Linked DNA regions of Homo sapiens: region 2 is linked to region 1. A link is a loop called in an ENCODE intact Hi-C map of the cell type or tissue named here. Cell type or tissue: PC-3. All regions are shown on one strand. Links, peaks and the distances in the headings refer to the core of each region. The heading gives the core; the rest is flanking DNA.

What was found. Peaks named below come from ENCODE experiments on the same cell type or tissue, not always from the same donor. Only the 100,000 strongest peaks of a DNase experiment are listed, where the experiment ranks them.
Region 2: a loop joins it to region 1, with 2.6 times the contacts of the local background. A loop is called at or near these places in 3 of 110 quality-filtered maps.

What each region holds. Positions count from the first base shown.
Region 1 is chr1:24,512,130-24,521,090 of GRCh38, forward strand. It overlaps RCAN3 (RCAN family member 3), which reads left to right. Exons shown (of 5, transcript NM_013441.4): 2 at 2,185-2,438. The coding sequence starts at 2,244. Among named protein-coding and RNA genes, the nearest start is that of RCAN3, 14 kb to the left of the region's middle. In PC-3, for the core only: no CTCF peak of the experiment used is centred there; a DNase peak (open chromatin) is centred at 3,622; H3K4me3 peaks cover 1,094 bases; H3K27ac peaks cover 1,759 bases.
Region 2 is chr1:24,563,910-24,572,870 of GRCh38, forward strand. The region is part of intron 1 of NCMAP (non-compact myelin associated protein); the gene reads left to right. It also overlaps the pseudogene RPL26P8. Among named protein-coding and RNA genes, the nearest start is that of NCMAP, 12 kb to the left of the region's middle. RefSeq lists enhancers at 3,697-4,198, 5,349-5,851. In PC-3, for the core only: a CTCF peak has its summit at 4,306 (motif pointing left); a DNase peak (open chromatin) is centred at 4,292; H3K27ac peaks cover 592 bases.

The DNA of each region.
Region 1 (8,961 bases), core at 323-8,322:
ACTTAAGGTCAGGAGTTCGAGACCAGCCTGGCCAACATGTGAAACCCTGTCTCTACTAAAAATACAAAAATTACCCGGGCATGGTAGCACATGCCTGTAGTCCCAGCTACTTGGGGGGCTGAGGCAGGAGAATGGCTTGAACCTGGGAGACGAAGGTTGCAGTGAGCCAAGATCGTACTACTGCACTCCAGCCTGGGCAACAGGATAAAATTCTGTCTCAAAAAAAAAAAAAATTAAGTACAGCTGACAGCTGATGGAACGAGGTTCTTTAGGAGATTGGGTGCTTAGCATTGTTGAAGAGGAGAAATGCTGGCTTTGCTGGGAGTGCCTTGAGGGTAGGAACCATGTTTTCTTCACTCCCCAACACCAAGCAGTAGGCACTCAGAAAATGTATATACAAATGAGTAAAGATTTTACTTCTTAGAAGTAGTCTTGATTGATATTGTAGAATACCAAAAAACCTCACTATTTTTATTCCATAATTACCATTCTGTATTATACTGTGTGTAAGCAATGTATTTGTGACCTTCTGTTCTTTGAAATAAAAGGGAAAAATCACAAATCAGGTGGTATTGAGGTAGTAATCATAATCACTTAGTTTGTCTGTGCCTGCTACGTATTTATTAAATTCTGCCTCCGCATCTTGAAATGTGTCATGTCCAAGGCTCTCTGCTTGGTGCATGTGATGTGCACTTCATTGGAAGAGGCAGACATGCATAGAAACAGCCTATGAGAGACAGATTCTGTCCTGTTATTCCACCCAGGGACACTGTCAGCTCCAGACATTTGCCTTAAAATTGGTTATTTTTTAAAGTTTGGAAAAAGGGACCAGGCGCGGTGGCTCACACCTGTAATCCCAGCGCTTTAGGAGGCCGAGTTGGGCGGATCACCAGGTCAGGAGATCGAGACCATCCTGGCTAACACAGTGAAACCCCATCTCTACTAAAAATACAAAAAATTAGCTGAGCGTGGTGTCGGGCGCCTGTAGTCCCAGCTACCTGGGAGGCTGAGGCAGGAGAATGGTGTGAACCCGGGAGGCGGAGCTTGCAGTGAGCCGAGATTGTGCCACTGCACTCCAGCCTGGGTGACAGAGCGAGACTCTGTCTCAAAAAAAAGTTCAGAAAAAGGACACCTTTTTAATTTTCTTTAATTTTTTGTAGGGGCAAGGTCTCACTATGTTGTCAGGCTGGTCTTGAACGCCTGAGCTGAAGTGATCCTTTGATCACTGCCTCAGCCTCCCAAAGTGCTGGGATTGGCCAGATGTGGTGGCTCACACCCATAATCCCAGCACTTTAGGAGACTGAGGTGTGCAGATCACCTGAGGTTAGGAGTTGGAGACCAGCCTGGCCAACATGGTGAAATCCCATCTCTACCAAAAAAATATAAAAAGTTAGCCGGGCATGGTGGTACACGCCTGTAGTGGAGGCTGAGGCATGAAAATCGCTTGAACCCGGGAGGCGGAGGTTGCAGTGAGCCGGGATCGCGCCACTGCACTCCAGCCTGGGCAACACAACACGACTCCATCTCAAAAACAAAAGTGCTGGGATTATAGGCATGAGCCACCGTACCTGGCCCTCTTTTTGATTTTCTGTGTTAAATTTTGCCTACCGCAAATATTTCTAACATTAACAAAGACTGAATTTATAGACAGCTTTTGATTCTGTGTAACTTAATTCTTTCAAGTGTATTCAAAAAGAACAAATTGGTTAGGAGAGGTAGAGTCAGCTCATCACAGACCATATTTCAGGGTACAGATGGTGAGAGAATTAGTGTGGGTTGTATTTGGCTGTGCCAGTTACAGTGTTGTAGATGGAAAACCCCAAACAAATATGTGGAGGCTCTTCTGGTTCACATTTTTCTTTCTACTGCTTATAAACTAGAATACATATTGATATGATCTCATTTTATATTACCCTTTTTTCCCTAGGTTCACTAGAAAACGTTTTGCCTTTTTTTCTTAATAAATCATTGCCAGTGAAATATGTTACATAAAATATGCTAAGCAAATCAAATTAGCGTATCTAGAATTCACTTACGAGGACTGTAATGCATTGATTTAAATATTGATTCATCGTTCTAAATAAAATTGCTTCATTTGATGAATTGCAGCCTGGAGACATTGATTGATTGGAACATTATTTGGTCTTCGGAGTTTTACCTCTGCATTTTCTTTTTTTTTAACAGTGGGTGCCTGATAGACATCCTAGGACTATACAGAAGGAAAAGGCCCACTTTGGGGGATAATGCTGAGGGACACTATGAAATCTTGGAATGATAGCCAGTCAGATCTGTGTAGCACTGACCAAGAAGAGGAAGAAGAGATGATTTTTGGTGAAAATGAAGATGATTTGGATGAGATGATGGATTTAAGTGATCTGCCTACCTCACTTTTTGCTTGCAGCGTCCATGAAGCAGTGTTTGAGGCACGAGAGCAGAAGGTAGGCATCTATCCTCCCTTTCCCTACATTTGTAGCATGTTAAATGTGTATGGATTTGGGGAAACAGAGCTTGACTGGTCCCTGACAAATTAAGTATAGAAAGTGTATGTCCACTTTTAGGCCGGGCGCATTGGCTCACACCTGTAATCCCAGCACTTTGGGAGGCTGAGGTGGGCAGATCACCTGAGGTCAGGAGTTCAAGACGAGCTTGGGCAACATATAGAAACCCTGTCTCTACTAAAAATGCAAAAACTAGCCGGGTGTGGTGGTGCGCGCCTGTAATCCCAGCTACTCGCAGGGCTGAGGCAGGAGAATCACTTGAACTTGGGAGGCAGAGGTTGCAAAGAGCTGAGAACATGCCACTGCACTTAAGCCTGGGGGACAGAGTGAGACTCTGTCTCAAAAAAAAAAAAAAGAAAGTGTATGTCCACTTTTAGATGTTGCCGCAGAATTTTTATTGTATTTTTAGAAGAGTTTCAGTCTGCAGCAGTTAGGAAATGTTTCAAAACCAGTTCTTCTCCATAGACACTTTAAGAAGCACTGGCATTTAGTGAACTCTGAGTCAAGTCTTATTCAATCCATTCACTTATTTATTCACTTATTCATTTTCGGAGACTACAATTAAAGAAAACCTGGGGATCTTTAGCCGGGCTTCCTATTACTTGGGAGTGCATTCACAAAAGAAGGAATTCAGCTTTTTCCTGGGGCTGATTTACATAAAACCTATTAGGACTATTTATGATTTTGTCGTAACAAAATTGTTCACGTTTCTTGTATTAGTTTCTATAACTGGGGAAAATGATTGAGCTTATTATTTTAAAGATTCCTTTAGTTCATTTATTATTTACCTAGAAAGAGAGGTGTGTGTGTGTGTGTGTGTGTGTGTGTGTGTGTGTGCTTTGTTTTGTTTTTCCCCGTCATGACCTCACAAAAGGCTATAGGTCTTAGTCCCACAAAAGTAAAATAGCTCTGCCACTGGGATGTGTCTTCCTTGTTCTGAGCTTTTTCTCAAAACCCTATCACTGGCCCTTTAGTTTTCAGCCGATGTACCCAAAATATTTCCCTTCCGATGACTTTCTTGGAGCAGAACTTCAATACCGTTTAACTCAGGACATACTTGAGTGCCTACGGTGTGCCAGGCGCTGGTGCCAGTTGCTTCAGGGGATAGAGTGTGAGTCATGCAGCTTCTGCCTCATGGTGTCCAGCCCTGCAGCAGAATCAAGGCCAGGCAGCAGGGATGACAAGCAATTATGTTATCAAATGGAATCTTAGTGCCTTTAGAAACACTTGAAAGTGGCCGGGCGTGGTGGCTCATGCTTGTAGTCCCAGTACTTTGGGAGGCCAAGGCAGGCAGATCACGAGGTCAGGAGTTCCAGACCAGCCTGACCAACATGGTGAAACCCCGTTTCTACTAAAAATACAAAAATTAGCTGGGCGTGGTGGCAGGTGCCTGTAATCCCAGCTACTCAGGAGGCTGAGACAGGAGAATCGCTTGAACCTGGGAGGCAGAGGTTGCAGTGAGCGGAGATTGCGCCAGCGTACTCCAGCCTGGGCAACAGAGCGAGACTCAGTCTCAAGAAAAAAAAAAGAAAGAAAGAAACACTTGAAAGAACAGGGCCAGGCGCAGTGGCTCTCGCCTGTAATCCCAGCATTTTGGGAGGCTGTGGCGGGCAGATCACTTGAGCCCAGGGTTTCATGACCAGCCTGGGCAATATAGCGAGACCCCATCTCCATAAAATAAAATAATAATAATAATTTAAATAGTGCGTTGAGGTAAGAAAGGAGGAAGGATCACAGCCAGTTGGAATAAAAGATCTCACAGGGAGGTGGCATTGGAGAAGGGCTGTGAGAGCTGGGTAGGATTTTAGCAGGGAAGGGAAAGGGAATTTTGGCCACGGGGAACAGAATGAGAAAAGAGCTGAATCGGGAGAGTGTGGGCCATTTCGGGAGTAGCAAGCCATTCTGTGTGCTTAGCACATAGCTGATATTTGGCCAGAGTCAGGAGAAATCGGACTAGAAGAGTGAGTATGCGGCCACCCAGCAAAATCTCATGAACATCTAGCTCAGGAGCTTGTCCTTTTGTGGGAAACGGTCGGAGGGTTTCTGAGCACAGAGCGGCCATCAGAGCTCCACGTCAGGAAGCTCAGCCCACAGCACGTGGATGGCAGAGTGATGGGAGAAGAGGGCAGAGCAGGGAGCCAGGGAGCTCTCGGATTGCACCCGCCTGGAGATGACCCACCCCAAGCGGAGCAGGGAAGGGGGCTGCACTCGCCAACTTTGTGTCTTTCAGGGTTGTTTCATTTACAAATGCTATTTGCTTTCCCAAGTTCAGTCATAATTTAGACATTTTGAAATCATCCTTTTGAGTTTCATGCTAAGAGCTCTAAGTTTTTATGTTATAAATAAGTTAACCTTGTTGTTTATTGTTGTAAAAAACCAGATGAATTGCCAATTTATGTTAAAATTATATATGTAGGAATTCTCTCAAGAAACGTCACAATCTTTTCTATTTTTTTGTTTTTTTTTGTTTTTTTTTTGTTTGTTTGTTTGTTTTGGTGAGATGGAGTCCTTCTCTGCCTCCCAGGCTGGAAGGCTGGAGTGCAATGGCGCAGTCTCGGCTCACTGCAACCTCCGCCTCCCAGGTTCAAGCAATTCTCCTGCCTCAGCTTCCTGAGTAGCTGGGATTACAGGCACATGCCACAATGCCCGGCTAATTTTTTTGTATTTTTAGTAGAGATGGGGTTTCACCACATTGGCCAGGCTGGTCTTGATCTCCTGACCTCAAGTGATCTGCCCACCTTGGCCTCCCAAAGTGCTGGTATTACAGGCGTGAGCCACCGTATCCGGCCAATCTTTTCTATTTCAACCTTTTCTTTTTAACTGTAGCCTGGGAAATTTTTAACCTGCAAAAAGGGTGGGTCCTTGTTGGGTTTCATTTTTTAAACCATTTGGGGATTATATCTAACGTAAATTTATACTGGAAATCATCCCAGCAGAAATTCTAATAACAGCAGTTCAGCGGACTTCCTAGTAAATTGTATTTAATACCCTTAACAGTAATATCTGAAATGACAAAATATAAAATGTTTATATTATGGTTATCTATAGATCATCAGTTGGATATAAAATATGGACAGAATCAAGGCCAGATATGATGGCTCATGCTTGTAATCCCAGCACTTTGGGAGGCCAAGGCAAGAGGATCGCTTGAGACCAGGAGTTTGAGACCAGCCTGGGCAACAGAGTGAGACCTCGTTTCTATTAAAGAAACATTTTTTAAGATATGGGCAGAATCAAATGTTTCCTTTACATTTTTCTTCTATCAGTGTCTTATTTTGTTGTAGTTTCTCCTGAAATCAGCTGTTTATTCAGGTTATCTATGAATGTGCAAAAAATAAAACAGTTGCTTTTGTTGGATTACAGGCAGAATAATCCCGATTGCAATTAAACACTTTAATTTCAAAAAATAATTTCTGGCTGGGCACATTGGCTCACACCCATAGTCCCAGCACTTTGGGAGGCCGAGGCAGGTGGATTGCTTGAACCCAGGAGTTCGAGACCAGCCTGGCCAACATAGCAAGACCCCATCTCTATAAAAAAATTTTTTTTTCCCAGCTTGAAAAAGTTTTTGTCTTTATAAGCTTCTAACTATTGGAGTAAGCTTTTACATTCTTCCGAATAGTAGAATAAATAACACAGGTGCCATTATCATGTAAATGTAATCTTTGCTCTAGATCATTAGATTTTGGCTCTATGTTTTTATCAATATTTCTTAAAAATAGTGTTGGAGGGATAATAAATCATAGAAAAATAAACTGTAAGAAAAATAGGTGGAGAAAAGGACTTATCTTTCAATGTATATTTCTCAGCTATAGGGTTGTTAATTTTATGCATGTACTCTGCTAATCAATAGCTCCATCAGGAGTGCGACAGGCTTAGTGCTTCATTTTTCTTTGACAGATTTGGATTTGTCCCAATGTGATTGTATTTGCTTGTTTGCTGTCTTTAACCCCAGTTTTTTTTTTTCTCTGTCTTTTAAAAAAGCAACAGGGTCTTGCTCTGTCACCCAGGCTGGAATGTGGTGGCATGATCATAGGTCACTGCAGCCTTGACCTCCTGGGCTCAAGCAATCCTCCTACCTCAGCCTCTCGAGTAGCTGGGACTATAGGCATGCACCAGCACATCCAGCTAATTTATTATTTATTTATTTATTTATTTATTTTGGAGATGGAGTCTCACTCTGTCACCCAGGCTGGAGTGCAGTGGTGCAGTCTCAGCTCAGTGCAACCTCTGCCTCCCGGGTTCAAGCAATCCTCCCACCTCAGCCTCCCAAGTAGCTAGGATTACAGGCATCCACCACCATGCTCGGCTAATTTTTTTGTATTTTTAGTAAAGACAGGGTTTCACCCTGTTGGCCAGGCTGGTATCAAACTCCTGACCTCAGATGATCTGCCTGCCTTGACCTCCCAAAATGCTGGGACTACAGGTGCATGCCACTACAACCAGCTAATTTTTGTATTTTTAGTAGAGATAGAGTTTCGCCATGTTGGCCAAGCTGGTCTCAAACTCTCGACTTCAAGTGATCTGCCCATCTCAGCCTCCCAAAGTGCTGTTATTACAGGCGTGAGCCACTGTGCCTGGCCTGATGTTTTTTTTTTTTTTTTTTAAGAGACAAGGTCTTGCTATGTTGCCCAGACTGGTCTCAAACTCCTGGGCTCAAGCGATCCTCCTACCTCTGCCTCTCAAAGTGCTGGGATTATAGGTGTGATCCACCATGCCTGACCCCTCCAGAAGCAAATTAATCTTGCTTCTGGTTTGAACATGAGGAGTTTTCAAAATATAATTTAGGTTTTTATAACATGAGAAATGGGACTGTTTTTTTCTGCCTTAGGTCTTGGTGTTTGAGGGGACTCAGTAAATGTTAGTGTTAGCAGTCTTCTCAGCAGGACATCCTGTACAAAGAAATGCAGTAGAATCTAGTCCCCTTGCAAAGTACTGCCCTTTGTATATAAAACTGTTTATCTGACCTCCTCACCATAGGACATTTGATTTGTGTTTCTGATTATGGTGGTTGAGGGATATTAAGACATCACTACTTGTTCTGCTGTCCTGCTCTGTGATGGGTGACACTGAGCATCTCATTGAGTTCCCAGTGCAAAGCAACACCTGTTAAATGTTTGTTGAATGAATGGATTCTGTAAGATGGTTGTTGAGGCTTAGTGATGCAATGCTATGATCGAGAAACAGAATTGTGAGCTGAGTGAGGCAAAATAGTACGTAGGAGATTTAATCTGAAATTATGCTCCCAGATACACTGGCCTAAATTCTTTTGTGGCTTGTATAATCATATGCACAATTTAAATCTTCCTTTCAAGCTTTGATTCTGTACCTTCCATTTAAAGAAGTATCAAAAATATTATTTAAGAAAAGTAAATGATATTTGGAAGCTGAGTGAAGTGATCTTATGATTTTTAGACTAAATCAATTGTTTGTACATTCTAGCATAGCCTTCAGCCCAGAAAAAGTAGAATCCTTTAAGGAAAGTGATGTTTTAAATTTGGGAATTAAAAAAGAGGATTCAAAGGAAGAATATCTCTGTTATAGTTAACTGTGTTTTTAACAGAGCATGAAACATCCTAAGGTTTCACTAAGTGTTTGTTTAATTGGTTTTATAGTGCTGTTCTGGCCAAGAATTAGTAATTTAGTTAGCTTTGAGGCTCAATTAAATACTAGAGAATCATAGTTTAGAATTAAGAAATCCTAGTCAAGTCTGTATTTTATACAGTGGGTTTAGAGTTATAGACATTGCTACAAAACGTTGTTGAAAGAAATTTAAAGAAGGCACAAATAAAGGGGAAGACATCCGTATCTATGGACTGGAAAACTTAATAACATTAAGATGTCAGTACATACACCGTGGAATACTATGCAGCCATAAAAAATGATGAGTTCATGTCCTTTGTAGGGACATAGATGAAACTGGAAACCATCATTCTCAGCAAACTATCGCAAGGACAAAAAACCAAACACTGCATGTTCTCACTCATAGGTGGGAATTGAACAATGAGAACACAATGACACAGGAAGGGGAACATCACACTCCGGGGACTGTTGTGGGGTGGGGGGAGGGGGAAGAGATAGCATTAGGAGATATACCTAATGCTAAATGACGAGTTAATGGGTGCAGCACACCAACATGGCACATGTATACATATGTAACAAACCTGCACGTTGTACACATGTACCCTAAAACTTAAAGTATAATAATAATAAAATAAAAATAAAATAAAATAAAATTAAAAGATGTCAGTACTACCTAAAGTGCTCTACAGATTCAACTCAATCCCTATCAAAATCCCAATGATTTTTTTTGCAGAAATAGAAAACCTACCCTGAAATTCATATAGAACCTCAAGGAATCCCAAATTGCCAAAACAGTCTTGAAAACAAAGAACAAAGTTGGATGCACACTTCCTGATTTCAAAACTTTAGTATAAAGCCATGGTAATCAAAACAGTGTGGT
Region 2 (8,961 bases), core at 533-8,532, 52 kb after region 1:
ACCAAGTAGGAACAGAAAAGGCCAAATACAAGGAAAATGCAATTGGGAAGATGTAGGAATAAAGTAATCTTACATACATCTTTCATTAAAAAACTGCTGCAATGAACAGGAAAAAAAGTCATAAGAGAGAATCAAGCCAAAACATTAGCTATGAAAAATTTAAGATTTAAAAAATAAAAGACATAATAGATGGCCTGAATATCAGGATGGATACAACTGAAGAATTTGCGAGTAGATAGGATGATCAGATTGAGAATTATCCCCAAAAGCAACAGGGAAAGAAACAGAGACAACACATAGAAAAGAGAAGCTGAGAGAGGCCAGGCGCAGTGGCTCACGCCTGTAATCCCAGCACTTGGGGAGGCTGAGGCAGGCAGATCATTTGAGATCAGGAGTTTGATACCAGCCTGGCCAATATGGTGAAACCCCATCACTACTAAAAATACAAAAATTAGCTCGGTGTGGTGGTGGGCGCCTGTAATTCCAGCTACTCGGGAGGCTGAGGCAAGAGAAGAATCACTTGAACCCGGGAGACTGGAGGTTGCAGTGACCTGAAATCACGCCACTGCACTCCAGCCTGGGCAACAGAGTGAGATTCTGTCTCAAAAAAAAAAAAAAAAAAACAAAAAAAAACCTGAGAGAGATGGAGAGTATACGTATGATTCCCAAAAGGAAAGAAAAATAAAAGTGGAGATGAGGAAATAAATAATTGACGAAATAATGGAGATTTAAATGTTCCAAAAATGTTTTTTAAATGAGTACAGATTGAAAGAGCTCATAGAGTAACCAACAGTAGAAAAGAATAAGGAAAAATTCACACATAGGTATCAGGGGGAAATTAAGAATATGAAAGACCAGGAAGAAGAGCAGGGAGAAATAACAGATGGCGTACAGAGGAACAAGAACTGGGTTGGCATTATTCTTCTCAACAGCAATACCCGATAAAGTCAAAGAAGTGATGTCACTAGTAATTTAAAAAAAAGAACTCTTTCAATCCAGAATTTTAAAGCCAGCCAATTTGTCATTCAAACATGAGGTCATAATAAAAATATTCTTAGGCAAATAAAGCCTCAGAAGGTGGAATACACAAAGACCCACATTGAAAATACTCTTGCAGGAAATAAATAATGAAAGAAATGTTCAGGAGATCCTGCAAGAACTGTGGGAAGTCAGGCTTCAGTGCAAGAAATAGAAGCAGTATTTGGCATTTTAGGCAGGAGGGGATTTTATACACCTTTTTTTTTTTTTTTAATGTAGGAAAGGCTAGAGGCTCCCAAAATACTGCAAAACTGGCCAGACTGGGGAGCTACAGCATCTGCCATAACCAGGAAAGTGGAGGAATCTCAAGGCTGCCCTGGAGGTTGAAACTGAACTTGACAGGGAACTGTTGAATTCAAGGACACATACATCCTGGATCCAGGGACCTGGAAGCTGATACACTGTAACTGCCCAGATATTGGAACCCAGAGTCTGGGTACCAATGTCACTGCAACACTTGTTCTCTTTTCAACAAGGAGAGAGTGAGTCCTAGGCTTGGACAGGTTGGGAGGTGACATTGTCTAGCTAGAATTTAATGACATTGATCTATTTCATCTAATTTATTTCATTGTTACCTTCTATTAATGGCAAGTGACACTGGCCATTTTTAGAAGTGATAGAAGATTGTGTGTGTGTGTGTGTGTGTGTGTGTGTGTGTGTGTGTGTGTTTTGAGACAGTCTTACTCTGTCACCCAGGCTGGAGTGCAGTGGCGTGATCATGGCTCACTGCAGCCTCCACCTCCTGGCTCAATCAATCCACCCACCTCAGCCTCTTGAGTAGCTGAGACTACAGGTGCACACCATCATGCCTGGCTAATTTTTGCATTTTTTTTGTAGAGATGGGGTCTCACTCTGTTGCCCAGTGATATGGTTAGGCTTTGTGTCCCCACACAAATTTCATCTTGAATCATAGTCCCCTTAATCCCCACTTGTCAAGGGAGAGACCAGATGGAGGTAATTGAATCATCGTGGTGGTTTCCTCCATGCTGTTCTCGTGATAGAGTGAGTTCTCATGAGATCTGATGGTTCTGTAAGGGGCTCTTCCCCTTTCGCTTGGCACCTCTCCTACCTGCCACCTTGTGAAGAAGTTACCTTGGTTCCCCTTCTCCTTCCTCCATGACTGTAAGTTTCCTGAGGCCTCCACAGCCATGCTGGACTTCGAGTCAGTTAAACCTCTTTCCTTTATAAATTACCCAGTCTTGGGCAGTTCTTTATAGCAGTAAGAAAACAGACTAATGCTCCCAGGCTGGTCTCTAACTCCTGGGCTCAAGTGATCCTCCCACTTCAGCCTCCCAAAATGCTGGGATGACAGGTATGAGCCATGCGCCTGGCCATTTCTGACATATTCTAGTGGTCTAAGCAGTCACAGGGCCCACCTAGCTTCAAGGGAGTGGAGAAATGGACTCTGCCTCTTGATGTGGGCAGTGGCCGGGTCACACTGCAGGAGAGAATATGGGATGGGAGATATTATGAGGCTGTCTTTGGAAACTGCAATTTGCATAGCTGGGAAGCACTGGTGGGTTTTGGAGACAGGAAATTGCTCATTCTGCCTGGCGGGGGAAGGGAAGAGGAGACAGGGGCTGGTGGAATAAGACTGAGGCAAGTTCATGGAAGACCTTGATTCCCACAACAGATCATTAGAACTTTATTCTGTAGCAAGTTGGAAATGATCATTGCTTTTGGAACAATGGAGAAACTGTGCAGAAAGCAAAGGTCTGTAATTCTAATTCCTTCAACAAGTGGCTCCCCAGGGAAGAGGCTGGAGGCTTCTATTCCTTCACAGTGACATATCCCAGCCCCACAATGGCATAAAAAGCACACTGCCTCAAATCCACTAAGCATTTATTAGACAATTATTGTATGCTGGGTGCAAGGCCAGGCTAGGCACTGTAGAGGTGAGTCTATGATTCATAAACCTGAATTCTGGAAATTCCAGTCCATAGCTTCTAGATCCCCTCTTGGATGCCTCATGGCCCAAAAACCCTTTGCCAGGACAAATATCCTGGTTTTTTACTAGAAAAATATCCAAGTCCAAGCAATGTAAAAGTACAAAGGAGGCTGTGACTTGTCCCTTGAGTCTGCACAGAGCTGAGAGGGGCTGTGATGGTCCAGGCCCCGAGCTCAGGGATCCGGACCCCAGAGAGTTAAGCGTATATTCGGAGCCAACCCATCCTCAGGCACCTGCTTAACCCCATCTCTTCCACGCAGCCCATACGCACACATGCATTCACGCATTTATTCATTCAAGTGCCTTCTAAACAGCAGGCCTTGTGCTGGGTGCTGGCAGGATGGCTATAAGTAAGGCAGGTCCCCCAGGGAGCACCTAGAATAGAAAGGAAGCCGGACCTCCCTACTGATAACAACACTTTCAGGTGATAAGTGCTATAACTAAGGTACCTATGAGATGCTGTGAAGAGTCTCAGAGGAGGCTGACCTCCTTCAGATAGGAGGAGAGGCTTTGGGCAGGTCTTGGAGAAAAAGGAAACTGACATTATCAGCACCCACTAGGGCCCAGGCATTCTGCTAGGGGGTTAACGTGCACTGCTAAGTGACTTATGCACACAAAACCCTTACACAGGCCTGGTCTATACAGTAAGGCTAAGTGATTGACACTTAATATTAACAATTATCATCTCCTTTGAGTGTAACAAGAAGGAACTAGAGAGGAGTCGCAAAGCCTCCTTTACAGTTGAGGAAACAGGCATGGAGGCTAAGTTGTGAGCCCAAGGGGACATAACTAAGCCGGAGTTCAATCCCCAATTTAATTCTAAAGTCCTGATCTCTGTCTCCACCCTCTTTCTAGTTCATGGAGGAGGGAAGAAGTGGAGGACATTCCCAAAGAGGGGACAAACCTTGGGAAAACTCAATAGTCTCAAGGAGCCAGGGTGTGGAGTATGTGGGTGCCCAGGTGGGATGGGAGAGGAGGCAGGAGAGAGGTGGCGGGGGCTGAAGTGTAAAGGGCATTGAACACCAGGTGGGGTAGGAGAGTGGGCTTGATTCTACCCATAGAGAGAATCGACCGAGGGTTCCGCGACGCCCTGGCCGTATTGGAATCTCTCCTTCCAGGTCACACTCCCGTGACCGCTCGTCACCTAATTAGGCACCCGCCTGTGACCCGTTCACATCCTTCCAGGCAGGGCTGGGCCTGGAACACGGGGCAACTCACAGTCCAGAGCTTCCTCCTTGTCACGGCCTCCCTCTCAGGCTGTGGTATTTGCTCAGAACCTGAGCCCGGGGGCAGAGAGCACAGAAATATTTATTTATGTCACTGCCAACCCTGCCTCCTGGAGGCCCGCACGGGGCACCTCACAGAGAAGCTCAGTTATATAACTCAGAGTTGACACAGCAGGAAGGAGAGGGAAACAAGTTCTAGTTATTCCTTTTTCTCAGTCTTAGACACATTTGGAAACTGGATGGCTTGACATTGCCCTGTCTTCTTCCTCCCTCACCTTACTGACCTGGGGTCCCCAGGGACCTCGGTGATGCTAGATCCATTGCTGATTTTAACCTCGATTCTCATGTGGCTGGGGGTTTGGGGAGATCTTCCTAGAGGTGGAGGAGGGGAGAGAAAGGAAATATATTAAAGGGCTGCTTTGTGCCAAACACTGCCAGAGACTTTATATTTATTATTATTAGTAGTAGTATTAAACAGCAATCCCATGAAGAGGGTCCTGTTATTACCTCCACTTTACAGAAAAGGAGATGAAGGCACAGAGAGGTTAAGTAACTTTCTAAAGGCCACCCAGCCGAGCCAGGTCAGTCTGGCTCTGACCACTACTGGTTCATTTTCAAGCATCTCAAACTGAATCCATAATAAACTGAATCCCATAATAGGGATCCTTTTTGTTGTTGTTATTAGAGACAGGGGTCTCGATATATTGCCCAGGCTGGACTCAAACTCCTGGGCTCAAGAGATCCTCCCACCTCAGCCTTCCAAGTAGCTAGGACTAGAGGCATGCGTCACCATACCCGGCTCATAATGTAGGGGTTCTTGAGAGCCCAGAGCATGCTAGTTTCTTATTGTGGAGGAAGTTCTTCCACAGCTTTAATTCCTAATATATTTGTTTTGTTTTGTTTTGTTTTTTTTTGGAGACTTGCTCTGTCGCCCAATGGTGCGATCTCAGCTCACTGCAACCTCTGGGGTCAAGCAATTCTCCCACCTCAGCCTCCCGAGTAGCTGAGATTACAGGCGCCTGCCACCATGCCCGACTGATTTTTGTATTTTTAGTAGAGACGGGGTTTCACCATGTTGGCCAGGCTGGTCTCAAACTTCTGACCTCAGGTGACCCACCTGCCTCAGCCTCCCAAAGTGCTGGGATTACAGGCATGAGCCACCATGTCCAGTCCCAACATATTTCTTGAATCTAGGTTCCACTCTGGCCCTCCCTGGGCACTAGACTTCACTGTGCTGGGACCTTCACTCTCCCACCCACTCACCACATCCTACACTTTCCTTCCCTAATGTGCCCATTCCCACCCCCTCCTCCCCAGACTTCACTCCCATTGTTCTTCCCAGCTAGACTGGCATTCTTCCCTTCCCACCTCATAAAGTCCCAGTCAAATGATAATAGTAACAATGTTCATTGATTGAGCGGCAGCAGTAAAGTGGAGTGGTCAAAAGCATGAACTGTGGTGTACTTGGCCTAAGTTCTACCTAGTTCTGCCGCTTTCACTGGCTGTGTGACCTCAGGATACTTAGTCTCTCTGGGCCTCAGTTTCTCTACCTGTAAAATGGAAATAATGATACCCACCTCCTAGGGCTGGCATGGAATGAAATGAGTTATACAAATAAAAATTTAAACTATACAAATAAAAGCTTACTTATAAAGTTTTTAGAAAAGTGCTTGGCACACAGTAAGTGCTCATTAAATGCTCCTCTTACTTTCAAGCCCTCAAAACATGGTGCAGACTCTGAAGTCAGATTCTTTGGGGTCACGTCCTTCCTCAGTTGGTGACCTTGGACAAGTTACTTAACCTCCTTGGGCCTCAGTTTCCTCACTTAAAAAAAATTTTTTTTTGAGACAATTTTTCTTGCTCTGTGACCCAGGCTGGAGTACAGTGGCACAATCACTGCTCACTGCAGCCTTGAACTCCTGGGCTCAAGTGATCCTCCCACCTCAACCTCTAGATGGGACCACAGATGTGAGCCACCACACCTGGAAATTTTTTTTTTTTTTTTGTGGAGACGGGGTCCCCCTGTGTTTCCCAGGCTGCTCTTGAACTCCTGAGCTCAAGCAGTCTGCCCACCTTGGCCTCCCAAACTGCTGGGATTACAGGCGTGAGTCACCATGCCCAGGCTAGAAATTTTAACAAACAATATGCTTTTTGCTTAGAAACAATCAAATAAACATAAAGTAAGTTAGGCCCCATCTCTAACAAAAAAAAATTTTTTTATAGATTAGTCGAGTGCAGTGGCTTGCACCTATAGTTCCAGCTGCTTGGGCAGTGCAGATGGGAGGATCCCTTGAACTGGGGAAGTCAAGGCTGGAGTGAGCCGTGATTGTGCCACTGCACTCCAGCCTGGGCAACAGAGCAAGATCTCACTCAAAAACTAAATACATAAACAAACAAAGTACTTAACAGGGGGCTTAGCGCTTAGAACTAAGTACATACAAGCTATTATTATATTCCTGGGATTCAGATCCAGGTCAGTCTGACCCCACAGCCGAAGAGTTTAATGACCCCATGGTGCCATTCAAATTCCACTGCTCCAGGTGGCCTGCCCTCCCCCAGGCCCCTGCTCAGAACCCTCAGCCTCTGAGCTCACGGCACCTCTGTGTTAGTGTCTCATCTGCCTCCTGGTGATGCAGACCACACATGGGGGGAAGGTACATGCCAGGTGCCCTGTGCCCGATCCTTGCTCAGTGCCACAGTCTCTAGCTCATAATATATGATTAATGAATATTTCCTGAATGAATGAATGTATGAACAAATGAATGAGTTGGTGTTGGTAGGAGAGGGGTGTGGGTGGTGAACACTTACCACCCGGTCATAATTACTCCTTCTGGGCGCCTCTGCTATGCCCACCACTGGGCATGGTCTTCATGTTCACAGTCCCATTAGATCCTCATCAAACCCCATTCTGCTTCACAACGAGGGACATTGAGACTTCTCTTGGAGTTCCCAGCGTCCTTGGGTATAAAGCAAAGAGAGAAGGACAGAGTGTGGTTTGGTGTTGTCCAATATAATGTGAGCCACATATGTTATTGTAAATGTCCTGGTAGCCACATTAAAAAAGTAAAAAGAAGGCTGGGCACGGTGGCTCATGCCTGTAATCCTAGCACTTTGGGAGGCCGAGGCAGGCGGATCACGGGGTCAGGAGTTCAAGACCAGCCTGGCCAACATAGTGAAACCTCGTCTCTACTAAAAATACAAAAATTAGCCAGGCGTGGTAGTGGACAGCTGTAATCCTAGCTACTCAAGAGGTTGAGGCAGGAGAATCACTTGAACTCAGGAGGCAGAGGTTGCTGTGAGTGGAGATCACGCCATTGGACTCCAGCCTGGGTGACAGAGCAAGACTCTGTCTCAAAAAGAAAGAAAGAAAAAAGAAACAGGCTAAATTTTGATATTTTATGTAACCCAGCATATTCCAAATATGAACATTTCCACATGTAGTCAATAGAAAAAAACTTCATATATATACTTTTTTTTTCTTTGAGATGGAGTCTTGCTCTGTCGCCCAGGCTGAAGTGACATGGCACGATCTCGGCTCACTGCAACCTCTGCCTCCCGGGTTCAAGAGATTCTCCTGCCTCAGCCTCCCGAGTAGCTGGGATTACAGGTGTGCGCCACCACGCCTGGCTAATTTTTGTGTTTTTGGTAGAGACACGGCTTCACCATATTGGCCAGGCTGGTCACAAACTCCTGACCTCAAGTGATCCGCCTGCCTCGGCCTCCCAAAGTGCTGGGATTACAGGCGTAAGCCACCGCGCCTGGAAGAAAAAAATTATGAATGAGATGTTTTACATTCTTTTATTTTGTCCTAAGTCTTTGTAATTCCATGGGCATTTTGCACTTAAAATACATTGTAACTCACAGCAGCCACATTTCCGAGGCTCAAATAGCCATGCGTGGCCAGGGGCACCACGCTGGACAGCACAGATCTAGATGCTGCTGGGTGGTGAAAGCCTGGCTGAGGATTGGGACTTCATTCACCTTAGCTGATGAGTAGCCATCCAAAGCTGGGGCAGCGGCGAGCATGCTCAGATGTATTTCTAGAAAGTTCTCTGGGGTGGCTGTACAGTTGATGGATTTTAAGGGGAGAGGGCTTTTCTATCCTCTCCACCTTAGGGTGGATGGATCACACTGAGGGCGTTCCCCCACTGGGATATGACTTGGAGGTAGAGATGGGCTCCGTATCCCCAAGAAGGACTCTCCCGTCCAAGGTAAATGTCAGGTCTGAGGCTCCAACCCCATCAGACCCTTCCTTCCTGTGCCTCTGACCTGCTCTTTCCCGAGGCAGTCAGTGGTCACTGAATGGTGCAGGCTGGGGCTGAGCTCGGCACCTGCTATGGTTTGTGGGTAACAGATATGGTTCTGGGCAGCTCAGAGAGGAAGTGAAGAACCTGCTAGCCCCGCCTGGCCAAGCTCCCCGTGCCAGGGCCGGCTCTGGACACACCAGCCCACAGAGGCACACTCGCTTGCACACTTGCTCACACACTCACCGCCCCTCCCCACTGCTCAGCCCCCTCCTCCTAGGAGTACACAGGCCCCCTGGAGAGCTCAGCACCCCAGCACACCCACCACATCCTTCCCCAAACCTCGTTCCTGCTCATGTTTGCATTTCCTGGACCCCCAGCTCACACTTGCCTCGCACGTTCCGCACGTCCTAAAAGTCTCTTCCACTTTTCCTCTGGCACGTCAAGGAGCGGGCAGGATGGGTGCTGCCAGGCCCTGGTTTGGGAAGCAGAAAACTGGATCCCA